2 separate regions of the Mus musculus genome follow, and region 2 is linked to region 1. Evidence: chromatin contacts called from ENCODE Hi-C or POLR2A ChIA-PET data. All regions are on one chromosome and are shown on one strand. The core of a region is the stretch at or near the end of the contact, and the rest is flanking DNA. Distances in the headings are between cores, read along the strand shown.

What was found. A loop is a pair of places that touch in the nucleus more often than their neighbours do. ChIA-PET counts read pairs that join two places held with the same protein, here RNA polymerase II (POLR2A).
Region 2: a loop to region 1 is called in a map of left cerebral cortex, with 4 times the contacts of the local background. The contact joins the promoter of 4930455C13Rik here to the promoter of Hbs1l in region 1. A Hi-C loop is called at or near these places in 2 of 37 maps with a recorded cell type or tissue (left cerebral cortex and regulatory T cell). POLR2A ChIA-PET finds 5 or more read pairs at or near these places in 2 of 5 experiments (both embryonic stem cell).

Annotation. Positions count from the first base shown.
Region 1 is chr10:21,294,232-21,297,340 of GRCm38, forward strand. Hbs1l (Hbs1-like (S. cerevisiae)) reads left to right here and starts at 1,748. Exons shown (of 18, transcript NM_019702.2): 1 at 1,748-1,945. The coding sequence starts at 1,903.
Region 2 is chr10:21,340,478-21,343,406 of GRCm38, forward strand. 4930455C13Rik (RIKEN cDNA 4930455C13 gene) reads right to left here and starts at 1,578. Exons shown (of 4, transcript NR_045352.1): 1 at 999-1,578. Hbs1l (Hbs1-like (S. cerevisiae)) reads left to right here. Exons shown (of 18, transcript NM_019702.2): 6 at 1,237-1,502; 7 at 1,922-2,087.

The DNA of each region.
Region 1 (3,109 bases), core at 498-2,997:
GTAGAAACTGAAGCAGAGACTGAAGCAGGAACTACAGGTGCAACTGCTTACAGGCCCGCTCTTCTGCTCATGCTTGGCTTGCTTTCTCTTACAGCCCAGGCCCCACTACTAAGGAGGTTGCCCTGTAGAGCAGACTGGAAACTCTTTGCATCAATCAATCAAGACATTGCCTCACAGGACAATTCTGATGAGGCAATTTCCAGGTGACTCTGAGTTATGTCACCTTGCCAGGGAAACTAACAAGTGTAAATAATATACCATTTTCAGGAATCAATACAGAACAGACTGGTCCACACACCCAAGTTATGTGTCATGTCTGAGGCAGGATTGTTTTCTTATTCACCCTACTAGTTATGTGGTCGGTTTATAACTCATTTACTTCAATAGCCGCATCAGTGACTTGTAATTAACAGCATTCACGTTTACAGTGGGATAGAAGCTGACCCTGGTTTTTAAGTTTTATGTACGTGACGTTGAGACAGGGTCTCAACAGTGCTGGTTGGCCTGGAACTCCCTGTGTAGCCAAGGATGACCTTGAATTCCTGGTCCTCCTGTCCCTGTCTACAGAGTACCAAGATTAAAGGAATTGAGCCACCAGGTCCAGCACATTTAGTACTCTTTAGCACTTAATGTCCTGTGCTAAGTCCTCTTACATGGGCAAATATTATTTATGAATTTGATAATGTATAAGATAATATCTTCACTTACAAAGAAATAGGCTGCAATGTGGAAATTATTTAAAGGTATAAAATAAAACACTTAAAAATCATAAAATTAGCATCTACTTTTTTTTTTTTTTGTCTATAAAGTTTTGCCTTGGAGCCATATGAAACATTGTGAGTTAAGAACACCATTGGGTAGTCAGTCAGAACTCAAATCTGAGCCCTTTACAAATATGGATTTAATTTGTGTTATCCTCATTGTTGTGGATTAGAAAAGCTGAGTAAGGTGGTGTTAGACATTCGCCTTTGATTCCAGGTCTTGGCATTGAAAGCACAAGCTACAATAAAATGGTTTGTTCAGTGTGATAATAAGGTTGATGTTTTTTACACAGCATTATTAGCCTTATGTTGTATGAAACAAGGATGTTTAATAACAGGTTATAGATTTATGTGTTATTATTACATCATAAGCACCCAAGGCTAGTTCTGTGTCTGAAAAGCTGTACTAAACACCCTTAGCAAGTTCACATATTTATGTATTCAATCAATGTCTAAGGCTTCCTTCTTAATTAATTCGTGCTAATGAAATATTTTACAAAGCTAAGGTCAGACAGTTGTTTACCAGAGCTGTTAATGAATTTAATATGGAGCCCATACCTGAAGCCATGAGTTACATGCGAAGCATATTGACCCAGTGTGGCTACATTTCAAAGCTAAAATTACTCATTCAAAAAGTTCCCTCTACAGCTTGGACTAATTATTATGCCAAATTTACACGTTTATTGATTGCCTATAGTGTTTACTAAGGCTTAAAAGCTGAAACAAAGTCCTTGTTTTTACTGAGCGAAATAGGCAGCTTTTCAGATGATCAAAAACCAAAGTTGGGAAATAATCCTGAAAACCGGTGTAGGTGAAGGATCCCGCTCAACAACCCTCTGGTTGCTTCATTTCTGGCCTTGAAGTCCACGTCAGTCAATTCGCTTGTGGGCGGGACCTCGCCCCCCCCCCCCCCCCGCCAGTTCGCGAGCGCGCACGCGTTCCCGGGAGGCCCGCAGTGACCCCGAGAGCTTGCCGTCGCCAAGTGCGCAGGTATGACGTCGCGCATGCGCGGACGCTCGGCGCAGAGGCCTGGCGGAAGACAAGATGGCGCGGCAGAGGTGTTCCGCCCGCGGTCTGCGCCTCGTCGGTTTCTGAGCCGAGTTTTTCTGGAAGGGACGGCGGCAGGCGCCGTCTGTGCGCGATGGCCCGGCATCGGAACGTCCGGGGATATAACTACGATGAAGGTGGGTGGTAAGGCCGCGCCGGCCGTGACCTTAGCTCTTCCAGCTGTCTCCATGGCCGCTTTACATCTCCCTGGAATCGAGCATGGACCCCGGAGCCACGCTCGCAATGGGATCTTCGGCGGAGAGGGAGCGGGCGGAGAGCGAGCAGGACCTGAGAGGAACACCCGGGGAGGAAGCCGGCGTGTTGTCTGCCTCCTAGCTGAGCTAGTTCACCGACCGGGCAGGGGTGTAGCATCTCCAGGGCCCATAGGTGTGGCGAGGTCGGGATCCGATGCTGTTCGTATCCAAGCGTCACCTCTTCTTTCCCTGTTTCCTGCGGGGATCCCGCAATGAGTTCCTGACGTCTGTCTCATAAGCCCTCCTTCAGACAAGCCCACGAGGCCGTAGTTAGAAAAGAGGCTGGCTTAGCGCTTACCTGCGGCCGGCCTACTACAAACGTCAGATTTATTTCGTTGTCCCCGTGTCCCTGCGTTTTTGACTGCTCCATTTTTTTCCAACGGATTTCAAAACTGGGGACGTGAGAAACAGAAAAGATTCTTGTTTAAAAGGGCTCAAGAAATTGGGTCGATTTGCTGATGTTCAGGTGTATAAATTCAGTTATTGGCAAACAGTGCTTAATGTAGATTGATTTTAAAAAGGAAATGGAAAAATAACACCAGCGGGGAGGTCATGAAAAAGGGACTCGCAGTTTGTTGGCATTGAGTGGATGATAATAAGCATCATTTAGCATCACAGAAGCTAAAAATAAACACAAATGTAAAGTGATGCAAGAATCCTAAAGACCTGCTGCTTTTTAAAATGGAGAAGATGCAATGTTTACGCAGGCGGTTGTTATTAACACCCCCTTTGGGGGGATTGTGAGCTTCAGTGTCCTCAACAGGTTTGACCAACCAACAACCTGGGCTGCATCTGGAGACTTTGACCCAGTCTGCCTGGAATATCTTACTTGGCAGGCATTCACTGTAAGAATACATAGTGTCTGTATAAAAGGCCTGGTGGACCACTACCACTAAGAAATGACTTTAGTCTGGAAGAGATTGTGTAGCTGTGAAATAAGGGACATTTATTACCAATATATTTCCTCAGCCAGTGATAATTGACTATTTAAGGGTACTGCTTAACACATGAGGACTGTTTACAGTAACAGCTGGTTAAAGCATGAGA
Region 2 (2,929 bases), core at 328-2,827, 46 kb after region 1:
ACTTTTAAATGAGCAAATTACTTTTCGGATTAAGTCAAGTATGAAGGGCAGACCTAGCAGGCACACCCCCGCCACACCAGTGCTCTAGAGGCTGAGGCAGGCAGGTCACCATGCGTTCTAGGCTGACTATGTCCTGAGTGTCAGGTCAGCCAGTGACTCACTACATTCTGTCTCAGAAAGAGTCCAGACATATATAACAGAAAAGCATATAACAGCCATGCTTTCTCAGAATGATAGACCCTAAACAATGACCATGCGGATGGCCCAGGGAGACGGTAGCCGTGTTTGCTAGAAGCCTTGCTGCCTGTGATTCCCAGTAACCACCTGGTGGAAGAAGAGAACCACCAACACCCTTTAGCTGTTCTTCGACCTACACACACATGTGAAAACAAAAGCTACCAAGAGTTCAAGAAATCACATTTATAATGTGTTGAGTTTTCTTGAAAGCCCATTTGATCCAAAAATTCATTTTTGGCTATACCATTGCATATACACCCAGTCCTGGCCATAACATCACAAATACACATTCCTGATTCTGACTGACTGTGGAAGCTAAACTAAGCTAGAACTTGGATGAGAGAATGTAAAATACACGCTGGCAATTCATTTCTCTCCATGTACATGTGTAAGAGGTAACTCATTGCTTAGAGCACAGTCTGCTTTACTAATACTGAGAATTGTAACTCTACCTCTAGACATGTAAGTAGAACTGATTGAGACATCAAGTGCAGGACAGATAGTCAGTACACAGTCTGGTAAGTCTTAGTGTCCAAGTCAAGGAGATTACTCCTTTAGATTTATAAACAGATGGTTCCACTTTTGGAAAGGTCGTTTAGAAATAAGAAATCAAGTTAATTAAGATCATAAAATTATATGACAAAGTGTCTGAAACATTGTTACCAATTTATTCTTGCCGTTCTAGCAGTGGGTGTAGGCCTGGGCCCAGAATGGGCATTTTTAGATCTTAGAGACATTTGAAAGTTTAAAGCTGTGTTTACCTCTTAGGATGCAGCAGCGTTGCTGCCTGCTGTCTGCCAGGGCGGAGTCTTCATGTTTAGTAGACACCTAGGGTTCCCAGTGTTCGTTTGTGTGGATTGGCTCTGGTCACTTCTCTTTTCCAGCTTGACAGACCTGAGACCCAGAATATCAGGGGTTGCCAAGAGATACCCCTGCCCCCTGACTCAGTTGGGCAGTGTCTGAAATGACTTTCTCACAGTTTTTCTCATCTTTCTGCAGCTTAACTTCTGAGGAAAATGGACTCAGTGTGCGCGCTCCTCACAAAGGGCCTCCTGGTGATGATGTGAGCGTAGCTTCTCCTAACATTCCTGAGACCGGCACTCCAAAATCTGCCCTCCCACCTCCTTCCCTTCAAACATCAGAAGAGCTGGGCTCCACTCCGACACCAGTGAGAAAGTCTGGCAAGCTGAGGCAGCAGATAGACGTGAAAGCGGAATTGGAAAAGCGGCAGGGCGGGAAGCAGCTCCTCAACTTAGTGGTCATTGGTATGCCCTTGTTCTGCCCGCCGGGTTAGCAGGACCGCGGCAGGAGGCGCCCAGCCTCTTGGAGCAGTGTAGGCTTAAATAAAGCAAAGAGGCATTGCATCATAATGCATTCTGGTCACCCAGGGTGCAATGGGGCCGCGTTACCAAGGAGGGCATCATCGGACTTAGCTTGTGGCAGTTTTATGTAGTGAACATTTTGAAAATGGGATGCATCTCCCCCCCCAAAAAAGGGAAACTTTGCCCTCTCTAAAACTGTGTGTGCAGTCCTCACCCCCTCCCCCATTTAGGTGTTTTAACCTTGATAGAAATTGGTGTTTGTTATACTAAATACTGACGCACGCTGTTGAATTAGTGTTGCAATGCCTCAATGTGAGCATCTGAAATGTACCTAGTATTAACCCTGAATCAATTTTCCTTAGGTCATGTTGATGCTGGGAAAAGTACTCTGATGGGCCATATGCTTTATCTTCTGGGTAATGTAAACAAAAGAACTATGCATAAGTATGAGCAAGAATCTAAAAAGGCTGGCAAGGCTTCATTTGCATATGCGTGGGTCTTGGATGAAACTGGAGAAGAAAGGGAAAGGTAGCCGCTATGTTTCAACGCTTTTAGTCTTTAAAATAAGTGGGCACTGGAAGTTGAATGTGTAACACATAAATGCATCAGCGAGACGTTCAGAATTCCTTTTGTTTGTCATACTTTATTCTGTGAGAAGAAGGTTAAGAGAATATTTATCCCAAACCCAACAAGGAGGAGCACCGGCAGACAGCAGTGCTGGACGGTGAGGCTCCCTGAGTGGGTCTTGCTGTGAGCCAGTGGAGTTGGCAGTTGTTGCTCCCTCGGCATATCCGGTTGTTAAAGTCGGATCTGACTCAGTCTTGCACCAGGTTTTAAAGGAACTGCCCAGCAGGTCCAGACTACAGGCTCACAATTCCATTCTCATGAGACACACACTCACAGTCCAGAAAGAAACAATTGAATCTATCTTGTCAGTTATTCTTTCAGTGTCTCTCGGGGCTTAGTGCTAGTTTAGGTGGATTCTAGCAGAAGGATGAAGATACTCGCGTATCTCTGGCCAGTTACCTCTTCTGAGGTAATTTAAAGCATAGACGTATATCACATTTAAGGCTATCAGACGCGGAGAAGCAAACTCTGTCTATGTAAGATACAGAACAACTAAGTTAAAATAATGACCAACACGCACAGGGTGTCAGAATCCTAAGTTAACGGTCGAAACATCTCTCAAGTCTTTAATCTGATTATGATTAGAGAGTATATGTGCGTTTGCAGACTTTTCTCTGCATGAGTTCATTTTCCTGCAGTCCCTGTCTCCATTATGTGTAAGGCAGTTCGCTAACCCAGGTTGCATGAGTCTAGTGCTTCTCATAGCTGGGTGTTTGTATCCTCATGGTATTTCTCCCTTATAT